Linked DNA regions of Homo sapiens: all the other regions are linked to region 1. A link is an interaction called in ENCODE POLR2A ChIA-PET data of the cell type or tissue named here. Cell type or tissue: HepG2. All regions are shown on one strand. Links, peaks and the distances in the headings refer to the core of each region. The heading gives the core; the rest is flanking DNA. Region 1 overlaps HNF4A (hepatocyte nuclear factor 4 alpha). Region 2 overlaps R3HDML (R3H domain containing like). Region 3 holds the start of HNF4A (hepatocyte nuclear factor 4 alpha).

Evidence for each region. Peaks named below come from ENCODE experiments on the same cell type or tissue, not always from the same donor. Only the 100,000 strongest peaks of a DNase experiment are listed, where the experiment ranks them.
Region 2: POLR2A ChIA-PET joins it to region 1 with 14 read pairs; 5 of 35 experiments call an interaction of 5 or more read pairs at or near these places.
Region 3: POLR2A ChIA-PET joins it to region 1 with 11 read pairs; 5 of 35 experiments call an interaction of 5 or more read pairs at or near these places.

Annotation. Positions count from the first base shown.
Region 1 is chr20:44,408,059-44,413,310 of GRCh38, reverse strand. The region is part of intron 3 of HNF4A (hepatocyte nuclear factor 4 alpha); the gene reads right to left. It overlaps MIR3646 (microRNA 3646), which reads right to left and starts at 5,191; the gene lies at 5,108-5,191. In HepG2, for the core only: no CTCF peak of the experiment used is centred there; DNase peaks (open chromatin) are centred at 1,930 and 2,960; H3K4me3 peaks cover 311 bases.
Region 2 is chr20:44,346,200-44,353,749 of GRCh38, reverse strand. R3HDML (R3H domain containing like) reads right to left here. Exons shown (of 5, transcript NM_178491.4): 5 at 2,512-3,090. The coding sequence ends at 2,958. R3HDML-AS1 (R3HDML antisense RNA 1) reads left to right here. Exons shown (of 4, transcript NR_184036.1): 2 at 1,800-1,882; 3 at 2,894-3,130; 4 at 5,932-6,198. Among named protein-coding and RNA genes, the nearest start is that of R3HDML-AS1, 5.3 kb to the left of the region's middle. RefSeq lists an enhancer at 220-719. In HepG2, for the core only: no CTCF peak of the experiment used is centred there; a DNase peak (open chromatin) is centred at 1,499; H3K4me3 peaks cover 660 bases.
Region 3 is chr20:44,354,283-44,361,832 of GRCh38, reverse strand. HNF4A (hepatocyte nuclear factor 4 alpha) reads right to left here and starts at 6,134. Exons shown (of 10, transcript NM_175914.5): 1 at 5,980-6,134. The coding sequence starts at 6,028. R3HDML-AS1 (R3HDML antisense RNA 1) reads left to right here and starts at 6,591. Exons shown (of 4, transcript NR_184036.1): 1 at 6,591-6,814. HNF4A-AS1 (HNF4A antisense RNA 1) reads left to right here. Exons shown (of 3, transcript NR_172878.1): 3 at 912-5,089. In HepG2, for the core only: no CTCF peak of the experiment used is centred there; DNase peaks (open chromatin) are centred at 6,182 and 6,472; H3K4me3 peaks cover 1,996 bases.

The DNA.
Region 1 (5,252 bases), core at 711-3,210:
ACAAATTACTCTGGGTGACAAGGAGATGGCCTGGGGATTCCTGAACAAGAGGATCTGGGGGCTCCAACTGCCTTGATGGTTTTGTCCATCAGCAGGAGCTGCATGTACTCCAGACTAACCTCAGCATCAGCAAGGCCAGGCGCTGTCTCCCTCCCTCCCACTGCTGCTCTGTTCCAGGCACTGAGGGATCTGGAGCCTACGCCCACCGGGGCCCCAGGCTCCACTGCCTGCTCCCATCTGGGTCAGTCCTGGCCTGAGATAGAAGATGATCCTTCCACCATCCCGACAGTGGATGGGATAGCCCTTGGAGTCCAAGAGGCCTCACTGTGGAATGAGGCTTGGCTGATTCAGAAAGGAGGGAGGTTGAAGCTGCACCAGACCCGGCTTCCTGTCTGGAACCTGCCACTCTGTGTGCCGGTGGCAATCGCAGCCTCTCTCTGGGGCTCAGTTTCCCTACCCGTAGGCATTTCCCTGCCAGCCGGCTCCCTGCACTCTTTCTCGTCTCAGGGACTGGCATCAAGCCTGGCCACCTTCCTTGGCTTCCCCTCACACCCCAGTGCTGTCGTGATCCTGACAAACAGACCTGCTGCTCCCTCCCTGCTCCCAGGCCCGCTGTCTCTCCTGGATTAGATCAGCCTCCTCCTGGGCTCTGCTTCTGCCTTGCGCCTGCAGTCTGTGTTCCTCTCAGAGACAGAGGGATCCGTTCAAGTCATGTCGCCTGCTGCTCAAAACCAGTGCCTTCCAACCTCACAAGTCCCCAGGGCCCTTCCTCTCCTCTCGGATCGCACCTTTTACCGGCTTCCCCCTACACACTCTGTCCGCGAAAACCCGCCTCCCCACCTGGACGCATCCGCACGCTTGTAGGCTGCTGTGGTCACTGCCTGGGGTTCCCTTTCCTGCACAGCGCAGCAGCATCTTCATTTCACTCCTGCCTCTGCACAAATGTCGCCTTTCAGACACCCTCTCCAGCCACCCTGTCTAACACAACATGACTCCCACCCTGGCCCTGCCCCCCATGCTTTATTTTTCTTCAAGTCACTTATTGTAGAATTATTTGTTACTTCCTTTACTATCTGTCTCTCTCTGAGAAGGAAAGCTTCAGAAGGCCAAAACTCCATCCCTCTAGTTCACTGCTGTAGTCCCAGCCACCAGAACAGGGCCTGGTTCACAGTAGGTACTCAATGAATATTTGTGCAGTGAGAGAACGAAGGCATTGGAAGAGACAAGCTCTAATTCTTTTTCTTTTTTTTTTTCGAGATGGGGTCTCATTTTGTTGCCCAGGCTGGACTGCAGTGGTGCAATCATAGCTCACTGCAGCCTCAACCTCCTGGGCTCAAGCGATCCTCCTGCCTCAGCCTCCCGAATAGCTGGGATTATAGGCGTGTGCCACCACGCCTGGCTAAATTTTTTTTTTTTTTTGAGAGACGGGGTCTCATTAGGTTGCCCAGGCTGGTCTCGAAAACCTGGCTTTAAGTGATCCACTCAGCCTCACAAAATGCTGGGATTACAGGTGCGAGGCACCACACCTGGTCATAAACTCTAATTCTTATAAGAACCCTATTTCTCCAGGGAACATTGACACCCCAGCTATTCAACTTTCTCTTGATGTTGACACATTGTTAAAATCAGAGAATAAAAGTCAAATCCTTTGCACTTGAGCCCGGGAGTCAGTGGATAGAACAGAAGTCCAGAGGCAAGCAACCTCCTCTCAGACCACCATGTGGACGGGGCCAGCTCAGAGCACGGCTTCCCTGACCGGGCCGTCCACCCCACCCGCCCACACCCCTCCCACGGCAGCCTCCTGCCAGCACCCGCACCCACCCATCAGGGCGCCGAGTGGCCGGCGGGCGGAATGAAAGGGCTGCTGTCAGCAGCTGCGGATAGGGCTCCTCAAGGTTAGGCGGGCGTTATCAGTGCCCGGCGCGAGCTCAGTCACGGAATGATGTTTTCCAAATGTTTGCTCAGTATTAGCAGGGTCGGGGACCTAATGTAACTTCTATTGAATATTAACCGACCTGGGCAGAGGCGGAGAGGTGATGAGCCTGTCTTCCCAGGGAACTCCTGGGTAGGGGGCTGTGGGGAGCAGGGCAGGGGCTTCCGAGGAAGGCCTCTTCAGATGGCCCCTGGCCCATCACCTACGCTCACCTCCTGCAACTCTGGGTCCGCTTTCTGGGCTGGGTTTTTGATGCCAGGAGCCGAATATTTGTCCTGGGCCTGACAGCTTAGGCCAAGGCAGGTGTCTGTCTCCCTGGCTTTCGGTTGCAGGAAAGAATTCTTGACCTGCTGTTGGCCCACTGACCCCCAGGGTTCTCCCTGGATTCTTTGGCCTTCCAGGGAGCCCCTTCCAGCCATGGTGGACTATCCTGTGGCAGAGACTTATAGGCCCATGAGACCTGAAGCCCCTCTCTGTGGTCGAGAGAAAGTTTCAGCCATCTAGATCAAGAAATGTGCCTCCCAAGCTGATCACTGCAAGTTTCACTCCAGGGAGCTTGGTGTCTGCTCAGCTCTGGGGAGCCTGAGTTCTAGACCTGACTCCACCCCTGACCCGTCACATCACCTCTCTAGCCTCAGTGTCCTCTTCTGTAAAGTGGGGAGCAGGTAGATTTGATGACCTCTTATAGACTCAGCTGGTCTTGAAATCCTACCTTTCCAGCTCACACTTTCTGGTTCTCAGGGACTATTTTAGGGTTTCAGTCCTCAAATTCTCCTAAGGTCATCAAGAAAAAGAAATAAAAACTTGTCCCAACTCTCCTGGCCAGTGAGACTTCCACCGAGACTTTCTTTTGGCTTTGGGAGCTTCCCAGCAGGCTGAGGAGGGGTGGTGGGGCCTAGAAGACAGGCACAGCTAGGAATACCCTCATTTCCTATGGCTTGACCACAGTGGCAACTGAACACTTTGTCACTCTGGCCCGTTCTCAAAACAACCAAGTGACTGCATGTGTCATGATCTTCCAGGTAACCCAGGCATGTAAACAAACACTAGCATCGACTAACCCACGCTCACTCGCCATCAGCCAACTCTCCTATCCTCCGGGCAGCATGTCCGTTTCCCTGGGCCAGGAAGCAAGCAGCTATTTTCAAGGCTGAGCTAAGGCTGAATGGTCTGGGGCTCTCATCCCCCTTCCAGGAGCCTAGTAAGGGGTTTGCTGGCTTTGCAGCAGCTCAAGAAAGGGCCAGGGGCCGGGCGCAGTGGCTCATGCCTATAATCCCAGCACTTTGGGAGGCCGAGGCGGATCACCTGAGGTCAGGGGTTCCAGACCAGCCTGGCCAATATGGTGAAACCCTGTCTCTACTAAAAATACAAAATTAGCCAGGTGTGGTGGCACATGCCTGTAATCCCAGCTACTTGGGAGGCTGAGGCAGGAGAATCACTCACACCCAGGAGGTGGAGGTTGCAGTGAGCCGAGATACTGCCATTGCACTCCAGCCTGGGCAACAAGAGCGAAATTCCATCTAAAAAAAAAAAAAAAAGAAGGGACCAGGGAACAAACACACCCATCCTAGTGGGCAGTGTGACTTGTGCAGGTAGGTCAGGGAGTGAGGAGCGAGACTCATAGGGCTGAAGGGTTCATTATCCAATGTCCTCATTTTATAGATGGGAAAACTAGAGCCCAGAAGAGACAGAAATGTCCCTAAATTACACAAGTGAAAATGACTCTGGATGTCTAATAAAAGACATTTATAACAACTGACCACACGCAGGACCAGGCCACACGCAGTGGAGGTGGGTAGCCATCCACTCAGGAGGGCTGCCAACCCCTCTCCCATCTGCCTGTCACAGACCTGAACTTTCACTGTGAGAGAGCTGTTCTCTCAAACACAGTGCCCTCTGGATGACACCTATGAGGAATCATAGTGCCTAAAATCTTAGGCTTTTGGGATAATGGAATCACTGACTAATACAACCACAGAAATGTTGGAACCTTAGACTGTAGTTCTCAATCTTTTTCTTGCCTCCAACTGTTCACACATGCATCAGGTTCCCATTCATAATCTTTCCCAGTCCACAAAATGGAAGTTGAAGTGGATGAGACAGGCTTAACCCCATTGAAAACTGGGTTTGGGAGAGGAGGGAGTATTTGCAGCTTAAAAAGCCCCTCTTGCCCTTGGAGAACCACTGATATCTAGATGTTAGAATTGCAGCGTTCAGAGCAGGCCTTGGGGACCACCCACTCCTGCATCGGGATCAGCAAGCCCAGATTTTCCAAGACAGCTCATGAGCCCAGACTAAGGTCCCATAAGGATGAGACATAGAAGATATTTCCAAGGGAGGGGGCAGAGAAAACAGGGGGCCAGGAGCAGATACAGGGGAAAGAGAGTCTACCAAAGCCTCCCCTCCCCTCCTTCTCAGTGGGCCCTGGAGCAAGCTGGGTCCTACGTTCCTGCTTCTGGGGTGTGCTGGGGTGATGGGGGTGAGGGGTGTTTGTACCGAACTAGCAGGACTAGACCAAGGTTTGGCTGGTACGGCACAACTGTGGGCTAGAAGGGAAGGTCTGGGACTAGTCGCAGAGCTGGGAAAGGTTGAGTTTAGAGGAGCAGGAAATGAAGAGATTCGAAAATGAACTCGTTACTTTTTTATTTTTTTTGAGAGAGTCTCGCTGTCTTGCCCAGTCTGGAGTGCAGTGGCATGATCTCAGCTCACTGCAACCGCCTCCTCTTGGGTTCAAGCAATTCTCCTGCCTCAGCCTTCCGAGTAGCTAGGACTACAGGCATGCACCACCACGCCCAGCTAATTTTTTTGTATTTTTAGTAGAGACGGGGTTTTACCATGTTGGTCAGGATGGTCTCGAACTCTTGACCTCAAATGATTTGCCTGCCTCGGCCTCCCAAAGTGCTGGGATTACAGGCCTGATTCACTGCGCCTGGCCTCAAGTTACTTTAAAGCAGTTAAAAGATTTTTGCTTCCCTTGCTTGGGCTGAAAACAATTTTAAATGTCCCTGGTATCTGGAGAGCATAAAATAATAGACAGTGCTGAAGTGTGGTCCAAATAGCAGAAGCTCTGGGACTTCAGATCTTCCAAGGATCAGTTGTGGGGCCCTAGGCAAGTTGCTTAACCATTGTGGGCCTCAGTTCCTTCATCCACAAAAAGGGAGGAATTGTAATAGGTTCAATGGGCTGGGCTCATTTCATTTTCACAACATTTTCCCATATAGGGTTGTCATGAAAATGAAATGAACCCAACCTACTGAAGTGTGGAAAAAGCACAGCCCAGTGACTGATACCTGCTGGTAGCAGGAAGCCTGGCAAGACC
Region 2 (7,550 bases), core at 296-2,795, 59 kb after region 1:
TCTGGAGATTTAAGTGGTACGTAACCCCCTGCATGAAGTGGCGTCATGAGGTCACATAACTACGAAGGAGCCAACACAGAACTGGAATTCAGCATCATCTGACCCCAAAGCCCGTGCTATTTCAACAGGTCTCACATTGCCTTCCTGAGCACCAGGATAATGAGGATGACAACCACTGGCATTTATGAACTCTTTAGTTTGTCAGCATTGTATATTCTTAACGTCATTGAATTGTCACTGTCAATATTCCCATTTTACAGATGTAAAAACTGGGATTCAAGAAGTTTCATTAAATCTGTTCTTTTTTTTTTTTTTTTTTTTCTGAGACAGAGTTTTGCTCTTGTTGTCCAGGCTGGAGTGCAATGGCGCCATCTCGGCTCACTTTAACCTCCGCCTCCTGGGTTCAAGCGATTCTCCTTCCTCAGCCTCCCAAGTAGCTGGGATTACAGGCACACAGCACCACGCCTGGCTAATTTTGTATTTTTAGTAGAGACGGGGTTTCACCATGTTGGTCAGGCTGGTCTGGAACTCCTGAACTCAGGTGATCCACCTTCCTTGGCCTCCCAAAGTGCTGGGATTACAGGTATGAGCCACTGTGCCAGGGAAGAGACAAGCCAAAAGTGCCACTGTAAGGTGGGAATTCCACGTGATCTCTTCGGTTTTCCATTTCTGATACTGCCTTCGAGAGCCCATTCCAAAAAATAAAGTAGGAAAGATATAGTCTAAGAACAATGAACTCACAACAGTGTCCTTAATTCTCTCTCTCTTTTTTTTTTTTTTTTTGAGACACAGACTTGCTGTGTCACCCAGGCTGGAGTGCAGTGGTGCAGTCTTGGCTCACCGCAACCTTCACTTCCTGGGTTCAAGCAATTCTGGTGTCTCAGCCTCCTGAGTAGCTGGGATTACAGGCGTGCCCCACCATGCTTGGCTAATTTTTGTAATTTTAGTAGAGACAGGGTTTCACTGTGTTGCCCAGACTGGTCTTGAACTCCTGGCCTCAAGCTATCTGCCGCCTTGGCCTCCCAAAGTGCTGGGATTACAGGCATGAGCCACCACGCCCAACCTCTTAATTCTCTTATTTCACTCATTTCCAGCATTTGGAAGCTAGTACTCACCCCATGCCTCATTTATCTCATCTGTAAAGTGGAGCAATAGTATACGTGCATGCACTTGTGCATTGATCTAGCCTTCTGCAGAGCGGGGCCCAAAGCGCTGTTAGTTCCTTCCCCTGGTCTTCCAGTTGAGCTGGTTTTCCTCTCACCCATCTTCCCCCACCCAGTTCCCATTCCTTGTGTTTTGACCCTCTTGGGAGCCAAGAGAGGGAGGGACCAGAAAGAGCCACTACACTGGATCTCAAAAGACTTTATTGGGGGTGGAATGGGAGGGGGTGACATGCACAGGATGAGAAAATTCATTCCATCCAGGACAACGTAGGGACTCCATGGAAAAGGGCCTGTTTTCCATCCCGGGTCTTCAAAGGAAAAGCTCTCCAGCCAGGCAGGGAGTGGGCCCCAGCTGCAGGGCAAGGTCTGAGGGAGGAGATTTTACTATCTCTGGAGACAAAAGGACTTTTGTGTGCTATGATCCCTGGGTGGGATGGTGGGGGGAGAGGGGAAATGGTTTATTGGAATGAGAGTAAGATTATATGGGAGAAAAAGAATCAGAGATGCAGAGACCAAAACAAAAACAGGCAGAGATAGAACGGACAGTAGACAAAAGAGAGAGAGACCGAGGCAGAGATAGAGAAAAAAAGGCCCAGAGAGAGTCCCCTCAGGCCAACTTTGGTTTTCACTTCTCAGTTCTGAGAGCCGAGGAAGCAGGAAGGAGCTGTGAGAGACTGAGCTCTAACCTTGGCCATCAAAGACAAGCTGTGCAGCTCTGGGTAAGTTACACCCTGCTCTGAGCCTCAGTGTACCCATCTGTAAAAAGGGGGGCCTGGACTCTGTCGTGGCTCCAGTACCATGCAGTGGGGGTGGGGGGGCGGATGTCCACAAGCCAATTTCAATGTTTTTCAAAATCATGGGCCTGAAATGTGCCCAACTCAGGGAGCGAATCACGAGTCCTCAAAGACTGCCCAGAAACTGGTTGACTGTTATGAGACGAATGAAAGCGGGTTTCCTTTCTTTCTTTCTTTTTTTTTTTTTTTTTAGAGACAGAGTCTCACTCTGTCCTCAGGCTGGAATGCAGTCGCTGGATCTCTGTTCACTGCAACCTCCGCCTCCTAGGTTCAAGCGATTCTCCTGCCTCAGCCTCCCGAGTAGCTGCGATTATAGGCGCGAGCCACCACTCCTGGCTAATTTTTGTATTTTTAGTAGAGACAGAGTTTCACCATGTTGGCCAGGCTGGTCTCGAACTGTTGACCTCAGGTGATCCACCTGCCTCAGCCTCCCAAAGTGCTGGGATTACCGGTGTGAGCCGCCGCACCCAGTGGAATTCCTTTCATTGGATGGACAAAGTCATTTGGGTTTGACAAAGCCTGAGAGTTACAAAACCGAGGTGCCAGGTTTTTTATTTGTTTGTTTGTTTGTTTCTAAATAGAGATGGGGTATCGCCAGGCTTTCCAGGCTGTTCTCCAACTCCAGGACTCAAGTGATTCTCCCACCTCAGCCTCCCAAAATACTGGGATTATAGGTGTGAGCCATTATGCCTGGTCCCAAGGTGCCAGTTCTATGCCTTCCAGCCTTGGTTCTCTGAGAACCGAATTAATGAAAGATGCAGGGCTCTTTCCCAGAGGCCCAAGAAAAGAAAGATGCAACTAGGAAAGAAGGAAGGCAAGGAGGTCATTTTCTTTTGACCCATGTTGGACATTTAAGAAGGGGATCTAGGAGGGAAAATTCAACAGGGGGTGATTCTAACTCATATCCTTTAAAGAAACAATTATTTCTCCACCCAGTTTTTTGAGGGCAGGACATGGAGGGTCAGGCCCAGCTGGAGGCGCACCAAAGCCCAGAGAAAATTCAGAACCACGTGAACTTGTTGGATTTCAGCCCCTTGAAGCACATGTTGCTATTGCAGCTGCCTTGATAACTGGGGGGACAGGAGGAGCACGGCTTTCCCATCTTGTACGGGGACTCGCCAATCCAGTTGCCCCTGGAAGAGAAAAGGACCCAGGGAGACAGAGGAGCATTAGGTGAGTAACCTTCACACAGATGTCCAGATCTCAGCGCTGCCACTGACCAGCCCTGGGGACCTGGGGCAAGTCACATCTGCAAGCCTTGGTTTCTTTTTTTTCTTTCCTTTATTTATTTATTTATTTATTTTGTTTTGCTCTGTCACCCATAGCTCACTGCAGCCTTGACGTCCTGGGCTCAAGCAATCCTCCCAACTCAGCTCAGTCTTCTGAGTAGCTAAGACTACAGGCACATGCTACCATGCCCAGCTAATTTTTTATTTATTTGCAGAGATGGGGGGTCTCCCTATACTGCTCAGGCTGGTCTCAAACTTCTGGACTCAAGCAGTCCTCCTGCCTCAGCCTCCCAAAGTGCTGAGATTACAGTCATGAGCCACTGTGCCCAACCTGTAAGCCTTGGTTTCTCCTGTAAAACCAAGAGAAGAGCCTCCTCTCTCTCTAAGGAATTCAGCAAAGATCACATGTATGTATGCACCTAGCACTGTGCCTAGTTAATTAGTGGCTCCCTTGTAAGGGTTGATTTTCTTATTCTTTTTGTTTGTTTTGTTCTGAGAGGGAGTCTCGCTCTGTCACCCAGTCTGGAATGCAATGGTGCGATCTTGGCTCACTGCAGCCTCCGCCTCCTGGGTTCAAGCAATTCTCGTGCCTCAGCCTCCTGAGTAGCTGGGATTATAGGCATGTGCCACCACACCTGGCTAATTTTTGTATTTTTAGTACAGACAGGGTTTCACCATGTTGGCCAGGCTGGTCTCGAACTCCTGACCTCAAGTGATCTGCCCACCTTGGCCTCCCAAAGTGCTGGAATTACAGACGTGAGCCACCGCGCCCAGCCTTTTTCTCCCTCTTTCTCCTTTCAAAGCCTAAAATTGTTCCTCCAGCTCTTGCTCATGGCTGCCTAATAATCTCACCACTGGCCTGTGGCATTCTTTGCCAAGCCCCAGTGCCTTGTTTTCTCACCTTAAATGAACACACCTTTGAGCAGAAATATAATCTTTTTTCTCCAAACGTGATTGTTGAGTGACCATGAGTGAAATCAGCTGAAGTGCTCAGAAAAATACTCACTTCTGGTTTCCTAACAGGACTCATTCAATCATTTAGTCATTCAACAAACACTTCTGGAGCACCTATTGAACATCAGGATTTGTGCCGGCTGCTGTCAGTCCACAGTTCTCAAAAGGTGCTCTCAGAAGTTTGGGGGCGGGGAGAGTGGGTGGTGGTGATACCTGGGATGACATGGAGTTCTTTTTTTGTTTAATTTAACCACTTAGAAAAAAGTTCTGCTTAAAAAAACAAAGGATTGCAATCACTATAGTAGAAGGATATAGAAATGAAAACGGTCGATTTCCCATGCCCAAGAGTTTATAACTTGGTTCTAGTCATGGCCACCATTTATTTAGCATGTACTATGGGCAAGGCACCACAGAGGCTATTTTTATTTTATTTTATTTTATTTTATTTTATTTTATTTTATTTATTTTATTTTATTTTACTTTGAGATAGAGTCTCGCATTGTCGCCCAGGCTAGAGTGCAGTGGCATGATCTCAGGTCACTGCAGACTCCGCCTCCCGGGTTCAAGCGATTCTCCTGCCTCAGGGACGCACCTCCATGCCCGACTAATTTTTGTGCTTTTAGTAGAGATGGGATTTCACTATGTTGGCCAGGCTGGTCTCGACCTCCTGACCTCAGGTGATCCACTTGCCTCGGCCTCTCAGAGTGCTGGGATTACAGGCGTGAGCCACCACACCTGGCCTCACATTATATTTTAATCCTTAAATTCTGTGAGCAGGTAGCATTTACCTTAAAGGGGCTGGGCTTGGTGGCTCGTGCCTGTAGTCCCAGCACTTTGGGAGACTGAGGTGGGCAGATTGCTTGAGCCCAGGAGTTCCAGACTAGCCTGGGCAACATGGCGAGACCCCCGTCTCTACAAAAAACAAAAACAAAAAACAAAACATAAGCCAGGTGTGGTGGTGAACGCCTGTAGTCCCAGCTACTGGGGAGGCTGTGGTGTGAGGATTGCTCGAACCAGGAACGTGGAGGTTGCAGAGCTGAGATTCTGCCACTGCACTCCAGCCTGGGTGACAGAGCTGGACAGAAGAAAAGAAAGGAAAGGAAAGGAAAGGAAAGGAAAGGAAAGGAGAAAGGGAAAAGGAGAAAGGGGAAAAGGGAAAGGAAAAAGGGAAAAGGAAAGGGGAAGGAAAGAAAGGAAGGGGAAGGGGAAGGCCGAAGCCTGTCAAGATAAAATGATGTATTCAAATGCTTAGTAGATGCATTGCAGAGGGGAATCAAACCTAGGCCTGGTAATAACAATAGTAACCAATCTGTATTTCCCACTTATGAGCCTGGGGGCATTACCTGTGTTATCTCACTCAATTCCAAGATTGGGTATTATTTTATTCCCATTTTGCAGATGAAGAAACAGGAGTAGAGAAGTTAAGTAAGATCACACATTTGAACCCTGGTAGTCTTGGCCCCAGAGGCTAAAAATCTTAACAACTATACTGATAACACTCAATGCTTCAAACATTTGATATGTCAACAAACAAACTAGAAAACTTGAGCCTGGGAGGTTGAGGCTGCCGTGAGCTGTGACCATGCCACTGTACTTCCGAGCCTAGGTAACACAGCAAGACCCTGCCTCCAAAAAAAAAAAAAAAAAAAAAAAAATTAGACGCTATTTGTAATGAAATTTGGTTTCTTGTATTTTTCTGTCTCTGATAAAGCTGGGCTGTAACGTGACACATTGTCAATAGATGCCATTTCTAACAAATAACAAGTATCCTGTTTTGAGAATTTGTTTCAGGCTACTAATGACTTCAAGAACATCAGAATAATACAATAGAAAGAATTTGGAATTTGGAATCAAAAGACTGATTCTTCTGAACCAGCTCTACTACTTGTTGGCTTTGTGACATTTGGTAAATTACTCAACCTGCCTGAGCCTCAATTTCTTAATTTGTAAAAAGAATGTCCTCCTAGGGTTCCCCCCTTTTTCCTTCTTTCTTTCATCTCTTCAATGAGATAGTGTGAAAGTAGTTTGTAAATGATTAAAGGCTATGTGACAGTAAAATGTGGTTATTATATAATTTTGGAATTCTAGGGCAGGCACGGTGGGTGGCTCACACCTATAATCCCAGCACTTTGGGAGTCCAAGTAGGGAGATTGCTTGAGGCCAGGAGTTCAAGACCAGCCTAGGCAACATAATGAGCCCCCCATCTCTACAAAAATGTTAAAAATTAGCCAGGTGTAATGGTGCATGCCTGTACTCCCAGCTACTCAGGAGGGTGAGGCGGGAGGATTGCTTGAACCCAGGAGTTGGAGGCTGCAGTGAGCTATGATCTGGCTATTGCACTCCAGCCTGGGCGACAGAGCAAGACCTCGTCCCCCCCCAAAAAAAAAAGAAAAAAGAAAAAAAGAAATTCTAAATATCATGTTTACTTAGAATTTGTTCTTGTTTTGTTTTTGTTGTTGTTGTTGTTTGAGACGGAGTCTTGCTCTGTTGCCCAGGCTGGAATGCAGTGGTGTGATCTCAGCTCGCTGCAACCTCCACTTCTGAGGCTCAAGCGATTCTCCTGCCTCAGCCTCCCAAGTAGCTGGGATTACAGGCACGCGCCACCATGCCCAGCTAATTTTGGTATTTTTGGTAGACACGAGGTTTTGCCATGTTGGCCAGGCTGGTCTCAAACTCCTAACCTCAGGTGATTCACTCGCCTCAGCCCCCCAAAGTGCTGGGATTGCAGGTGTAAGACACTGCTCCTGGCCTGTTCTTGTTTTTCTATGAGAATCTGGAACGTCTGCAAGTTTCATTACGCTTGCTCCCTGTTTCCAAGAGGCTTGTATGCAGGCATCTCCTAAACTCTCCCACCCAGCAAACTGGAGAAGCTAAGCACACTCATTCCTCCTTCCTTTTCTTTGGGATCTGCCTGCCTGCAGGGAGCATGTGTTCTTGGCTGTATTTTTCTTGTCGTAAGCTTAGAGGGCTGGCACTGTACTTCTAAGAAGGGGCCTTTGGCTATCCAGTGTTACCTGCCACTGGATGTGTAGGTCTAATTCAGTAGTGAGATATTTGTAAGCCTAGTTGGCTGGTGTATTGGCAGATGTAAGCCACATTCTCCACTACTGACTTCAGCAACACTGTCTTTCCACCTGTGTCAATCCTGTCTATTTCCCAGTGATTCTCAAACTTGGGTAAAGGAAAAGGATTATTGGGCTGGGTAGGGTGGCTCACGCCTGTAATCCCAGCACTTTGGGAGACCTTGGAAGGAGGACTGCTTGAGCCTAGGAGTTCAAGACCAGCCTGGGCAACATAGTGAGACACCGTCTCTACAAAAAATTAGCGAGGCATGGTGGCATTCACCTGTAGTCCCAGCTACTTGAGAGGCTGAAGTGAGGAGGGTTACTTGAGCCCAGCCAGTCGAGGCT
Region 3 (7,550 bases), core at 4,709-7,208, 55 kb after region 1:
CCCACAGTGCCTTTGCTGTCCTTATCATGGCACTCTGTCTTTGGTTGCTGCTGGCTTGTCTGTCCTCCTGCCAAACTGAGCACAGTTTAAGATCTGAAGCAAAGTTGTTTTTTTTGTTGTTTTTTTTTGGTTTTGTTTTGTTTTGGTTTGGTTTTGAGACATAGTCTGACTCCTGTCGCCAGGCTAGAGTGCAGTGGCGTGATCTTGGCTCACTGCAACCTCTGCCTCTACCTGGTCTCTAACTCCTGACCTCAGGTGATCCACCCACCTTGGCCTCCCAAAGTGCTGGGATTACAGGCATGAGCCACCACGTGAAGCAAAGTTTTATCCTCCTGTGTTTCCCCAGTGCCTTACAAAATGTCTTAAATACCATAAGCCTCCAGTGGAAGATTGTTGAAGAAATGAACAAATGAACAATGAATTAATGAATACGGGAGGCTTCTGGGTTGAGGCAAGATGCACTCTGGATATTTAGTTCCTCTGTTTACTAAATGGGAGAAAGTAAGGCAATGGTTTCCATACCTCAACTGAACTGCATACCCTAAGTCACACAAGGAGCTCAAAAAATTACAGACTCTTGGAACTCACCCCAGGAGACTGATTCACTGGGTCTGGAGTGGAGCCCCAAAATTGTTTTAAAAAGTTTCCTATGTGCAACCAGGTTTGTGAATCATAGGGGCTGAAGACTGAATTGACGTAGGATGGGAAGGTGATGTGGGAGGGGAGATAGGGGAAGGGCTGGAGAGGGGCCATATTTTAAGAATGAAGGGTGGGAACAGCCATAGCCTGATATTGGACACGGTCCCATAGCCAGCCAGCATCTGGGGTCCTACTCGATTTTGGGCCTATCCACCCTTCACAAGGACACGGCATGTTTGTTATAGCTTCTATTACCTTTTCTCTTTCATTAGCTCATGGAATCTTCACAACAACCAAGGCTCATTTGATGGGTGAAGAAACTGAGGACCAGAGAAGTGAAGCAAAGCACCATCATCATAGAGCTTCAAGGGGCAGAGCCACATCACCAAACTGTCTCCGACAATGGCCTCTGATCTGTCCTCAAGCTGATGCTATTGGTCAAAGGGACTAGGCCTACATAGCTAGGAAAAATTAGGCTCACCTGGCACTTAAAAACAGATATACAGTATTGCCCTGATGGAAGATTGTTGACATCCCCTATCTCTTCACTTGTCCTGTTTAGAGCACTTGAAGATGCTGCTATTCCAGGCTACCTCAGCCCACCCCTTCTTATCCATCCATTCATCCATCTTTTCATCAACCCACTCATCACATCATTTGTCCATCCATCCTTCCCCTAACCACCTACCCATCTATCCAGCTACTTATTCATCCATTTATCACATGCACCTACATATCTTTCCATCCATCTACTTACCCATCCATGCATCATCCTCCACACCCAACCATCCACCCATAACATCTTTTTATTAATCCATCCACCCATCTATCCACCCAGCCATCTCCCCAGTTACTCATTCATTTGTCTCATCCATCCAGCTATTTCTCCCTCTATTCCATTCATGCATCCCTCCACCCATCTATCACATCCATTCATCACATCACATTCATTCATCAGTCCATTCACCTATCCACCCACCTAAACATACATTTATTCATCCATCCATCTTCCCATTCATTCATCCACTTAATTAATCTTCAATCAAGGTCTACATGGGATCAGGCCCTGTGGAAGGCTGGACTATAACAAAAAGAATGAGATAGATACAGACCTTTCCTTTAAGGAGATTCGAGGTACTTACGGAAATGAGCAACTACCAAAGAAGCAAAATAAATAACCAAGGGAAACTTGTTAAAGGGAAAATAAGGGTAGAAAAGTAATAAGGCCAGGAGTCAGGTTAGCACACAGATATGCATGTTTAGCATCTCATCCTCAGAGTTACTCAGGGTAGTACCAGATTGGCACTGAGCAAGATCCTGGCACTCAAAGCAGAACAACACAAGAGTCACAGTCTACTCTACTCCATTGTGGTAGACACTCCCCAGAACTACCTTGTTCTCCTATAACACAGTGGGGTTATATGTGCCCCAGGGTACATTTGGCTTTCTGGAGACATTTTTTCTTTGGCAAAACTGATGGGAAGAGATGTTACTGGCATCTGGGGAGTAAAGGCCAGGGATGCTGCTTAACATCCTACAGTGCACAGGACAGCCCCTCACCACAGAGAATCTTCCAGGCCAGAAAGTTAACAGTGCTGAGGCTGAGAAACTCATTTATACCAGAGCCTCAGTTCTGTTTGGAGCAGGAGTGTGCCACACCCCAAGAGAAAAATCACTGGTCTAGGTCCATCTTGGCTTTCCCATCTCTTTCCACTACATACTTGTCTTCCCAGCTTTCCTTGAACTAGGGGAGTCTGCCAGGAGGTTTCTGGGGAAGTTTTGCTTTTGGATAAAAGAAACAAGGGCACTGAGGAAAACCTCTTCTCCTCCTGCCTCCAGCTTCAGACACGTAAGTGCAGACATGACAGCTGAAGCTGGGACAGCCAGTTTGGGTTATAATGGGGCAAATACAAGGACCAAAGACAACGCAGTGAGGAGGGCAGAGAGGAAGGAAGGCAAGAGAGTGGGATCTGGCTGACATTGATGATCATCATTGTAGCGCTGTTTTAAGCCCATCATTTCACTCATCCAACAAATGCTTATTGAGCATTTCTTCTGTGCCAGTCACCATGTGAGACATAGTGAGACAAACAAGGCTGAACAAACTACCCAGGTCCCAGAACTCACGGAGTTTATAGTCTGGTGGGGCAGCCAGACACCACAATTCACACCAGCAACTATCTGATCAGAGCGATGACGAGAACCGCAAAGCCAAAACCAGTGTGCCGTGGAAGCACCGGAAGTCCAGGGAGGGCCAAGTCCACCCAGCATCACCACACCAAAGAGCAGCTCTTTAGAATCCTGCTAAAGCTCAAAAACATGAAACCACAACGAGGATTTCTTGCGTGCTTGCTCTGGACCCAGGACTGTTCTAAGCACTCATGGATCCTTCCATTTGATCCTCACAACAGCCATGTCTTCCTCTGCCTCTAACTGAGGCTCTGCTATGTGCCATGTCCCTGACCCACCAATGCACCTCTACTATAGTCATCTTAGGAGATGATTAATGTTATCCCCATTAGAGAACCCCAGAAGAAGATTTTTTGTTTGTTTTTTGTTTTTTTGTTTTGTTTTGTTTTTTTTGAGATAGAGTCTTGTTCTGCTGCCCAAGCTGGAGTGGCAGTGGCATGATCTCAGCTTAATGCAACCTCTACCTCCCAGGTTCAAGTGAGTCTCATGCCTCAGCCTCCCAAGTAGCTGGAATTACAGGCGTGTGCCATCATACCCGGCTAGTTTTTGTATTTTTAGTAGAGACGGGGTTTTGCCATGTTGGCCAGGCTGGTCTCGAACTCCTAATCTCAAGTTATCTGCCCGCCTCAGCCTCCCAAAGTGCTGGGATTACAGGCGTGAGCCACTGCACCCAGCCTGGGAGAGGGGTTTTGTTTCCTCGGAGCACTTGTTTCTTTTCTCAGAAAGCAAATTTTTCTTTTCTTTTTTTTTTTTTTCTGGAGCCTTCCAGCAGACTTCAGTAGCTCATTTTACAGATAAAACATGTGAAGCTCAGAGAGGGGTAATGATTTGACTCACAAGACCACACAGTTTTTTGTTTTGTTTTTTTTTTTTAAATAAGGTAGATCTAGGATGCTAACCCAGGTGTATTTTATCAAAAATATCAAATCAGGGTCTTTCAGCCACTCTCACACACATACACATAGGCACACATACACTGCAGTGAATGTTCCACTGCCCCAGGACAAAAGTGCTCATTTTTTGTGGATGTACTGCAAGGTCACTGGAGTTCTCCTTTCTCTGTCCAGCCATATCTGTGGCCTAGAGCAGAGGGCCAGCAACAGCTGGATTGTGTCAAGTCTCGAGTCAGATGACATTTTTTGTTTGTTTGTGTTTTTTTTTTAATCTTGAACCTTAGTTTTTTCTTCTGTCCTTGGAGATTACAATATTATTTATCTCAGACAGCCGTTTGGAAAATGAAACAGCTGTCTGAGAGATAATAGTAGAACATTCACTAACCCATTCATCCATCCATTCACCCACCTACCTGTCGATAGAAGCAACCATTCTAATAATTGCTGAATGTTTGCTATATAATGAGTATGACACAGGAGCAGAGATGAAGAGACATGAGGACATCCTACAAGGTGCAGAGACGTGGGAGACAGTGAAAGGCTGTCAGGTTATATTATTGTATCATCCTTTAAGAGACACTGTGGGGCCTTCTGTTCACCCCTAGCTTAGCCTTATGACCTGGGCTGTCCTTCCCCAGAAGCTGTCTGGCCCCTTTGAGAGACAATGTCTTCCCCTAGCCACAGGTTCAACCAAGTCATCCATTGGCATCTATACTCCAGGTCTTAAAATTGTGGATTAAGGGTGGCCTCACCCTTAATCTCCTCTATGCTATCTCCTCTAATCTCCCCGCTCTCTGGGAGATAGGTCCTGTTGTTATCTTCATTTTACAGATGAGGAAATAGGTTCAGAGAGGGGAAATGTCTTGCCCAAGGTCACACAGCTGGTGTGTGGGATGGGTTCCCAGGCTGTTGGTTTCTTCAGCCTCTGCCATTTCCAGTGCATCACATATTCCTGTTTGATGGGGGTCAAAGCAAAGAAGATTCTTCCTGACTAGAGTCAGGAGATCAGGCCCTGATTCTGTCATTCCCTGGCCCTCTGTCCTCAGCAATTGATGACATAAATGTTGATTGTGTCTTTGCAATGCACGTGGTATCAAGGGCTTTACATCCTTGTTCCCCACGGCATCCACCATGATCTTAAGACACATCCTAGTCCTGTCTCCACTTCAGAAAGAAAGCAAGAGGCACGTGAATGTTGAGCCGTGTGACAGAGTCACAACTAGACCCCGAGGTCTGCTGGATTCCAGAGACCAAGTTCTGTGCGGGTGTGTGATTTGAACAGGTTTATAAAAGGCACCCAACTTTTAAAAAATCCAAAATGTGTCCCCAAAAGATAAAACATTCTCTTGAATTTCCCTCCTCAGAAACAAACCTGTCACCAATTTTATTGTGTCATTCCACGAATTTTCTATGCGTGGAATGTACACGTATACGCGTGTGTACATATATACATCTATATCCGTTTCGCTATCAGCAACTACACAGTTCTTCAGTGTACCGTTTTCACTTAATTTAACTGAGAGGTTCTTCCCTGTCACACACAGATGTGCGTTGTTTCCTTGAACAATGGGATAGCATTCCACTGTAAAGACGTCTCACGCTTTATTTACCCGTCTTCCCTCTGCTGAGGGACATTGGGTTGCTTCCAATGTGGGGGTCACCCTAAGGAGTGAGCCTGAGCCTTTCACTCTCAGTAACACATGCTTTCTAGCCCTGCATCTGAGTTTCACACGTCCGCACAAGATATTCTCATTTTCCAACGCTCCACCCTGCGCGGCGCTTTCTACCTCCTCCCCATTATCCAGAGCCAACGGAGGTGCGGAGCGACCGAGCTGCCCGGTCCCACGCCCAGCTTGATAATGCACCAGCAACGTGACCTAGGCCCAGCAAGCCTCTCCTGGTGGACCTCAATTTGCCCCGCATCGAAACAGGACGGTGCTTCCAAGCCCCACCCTCTGTGGGGTTTTGGAAAGACCCCTGAGATGCATTCCCAGGAAGGCCTCTGGACAGACAAAATGAGCCAAGCCTCTGCCCCAGGGCTTCTCGGCCCCTCCCAGCACTTCTCGCACCAAGCAGGCCATGCCCCGGCTTGAGAGCTTAGGGAAGCGGTCACATTGCCTCCGTGGGGCTTCCTGCCCTTCCAGAGGAGCTCCAGGAGGAGCTTTGGGCCCGTAAGAAACACACGGGGAGGTGTCCCATGGCCTCCCAAAGCTGACCGCAGTCCCGCCCTGTCCAGTCTTCCCCCAGCCCCACTTACCGTAAGAACTCTCCACTGGAGCCCCGAGGGGCGCGTTCACGCTGACCATGGCCAAGCCCACCCAGCCGGAGAGCTGGGGGCATGGAGGAGCAGGGGCCCGCTCACAGCAGCAGCACAGCCACCAGGAGCCCGTCCACCAGGAAGGCGGTGAGTGCGGCCAGCTGCCACCGCCCGGTTATCTTATTGATTCTTCTAATCACCCAAGGTGGGTGGATACGTTAAAGAGTAACCAGTCACTTAGGGAACCCGCGGCTGGGGACTGTTGCTGTCTCCATGGCAATGGCGACCTGGCCAGACCTGAGGTCCACTCGGGTCCTAGTCCTGCACTCTGGGGTTAGGGGAACCCAGAGCCAGGTGTATGGGGACATCAGCCCCCCAATTTGAGGACAGGGCCGGAGCAGAAGGGGCTGGAGAGGTGAGAGTCCAACCTGGGTTGGGTTTTATGGCTCCAAACTATGGGTGTGTCACCATGCAGGAAGTAGTGGGAAAACCGAGGGAGGGGCAGAGGAAAAAAGGAGGGTGGAGAACTGTGTTTAGTGAGTGCCTACTGGATGCTGGGAGTTGCATACAGGCGTTACCATATTTAAATTAAACCTTGAGATGAAGGGACTGAAGGACAGAGAGAAATTGCATGCCTGGAGTCTCACTGCTAGTACATAGAGGTGTTATCTTCCTTTCATCTAACATATTTATTGAGCACCTACTATGTACCAGGCCTTGTGCTAGACTCTGGGGATATGGAAATGAGCAAAGTAGATGTACCCCCGAAACTTGTGGACTAATGGAGGAGACGGACCTTAATCAGATCGTCATTCAAAGATACTATTACAAACTGGTGAGTGATATGAGGGGTGGAGAAACATGGGGCTGCCTCCAGGCCAATGGGACAAAGTCATCCTGTCTGGCGTCTCCTCTGGTCTCCTTCCCCATTCTAAATTCAACCTGCTGCTGAAACTCACACACTCTGTTTTAGCTCCCTGGCATGTTAGACACCTGCCACCTAGCTTTTTTTTTGGAACAGCCCCGTTTCTTTTGTCTCAGTTTTGGATCTCACCACCTGCTTGGGGATTCTGAAATCAAGGTCATTCATCCTGTTAGAGAGAGCTGAAATGAGAACAGTGAAACAAATTCTGGACTCAGAAAAATCAGAAAACTCCAGCTCTATTATTTTCTTGCTGTATGTTTTTTAGTAAATTATTTCATTTCCTTATAGGAATACCTAGCTCATAGTTTGCCCTGCTTCTAAAATAGCTAATTGATAATATTCCTCTTCTCTTCCCATAGTCTCTTTTTTCAGCTTTATCAATCACCTCAGAGGGACCTTCAGCCCCTACAGATGGGCATGGGTTGCATTAAAATGTCCTTTCTTTTCTAAAACAACAGTGATAACAAACGTTAGATTTTGGGGCCGGGTGCAGTGGCTCACGCCTGTAACCCCAGCATTTTGGGAGGCCGAGGCGCACCGATCACGAGGTCAGGAGTTTGAGGCCAGCCTGACCAACATGGTGAAACCCCGTCTCTACCAAAAATAAAAAAATTAGCCGGGCATGGTGGCAAACGGGAGGCTGAGG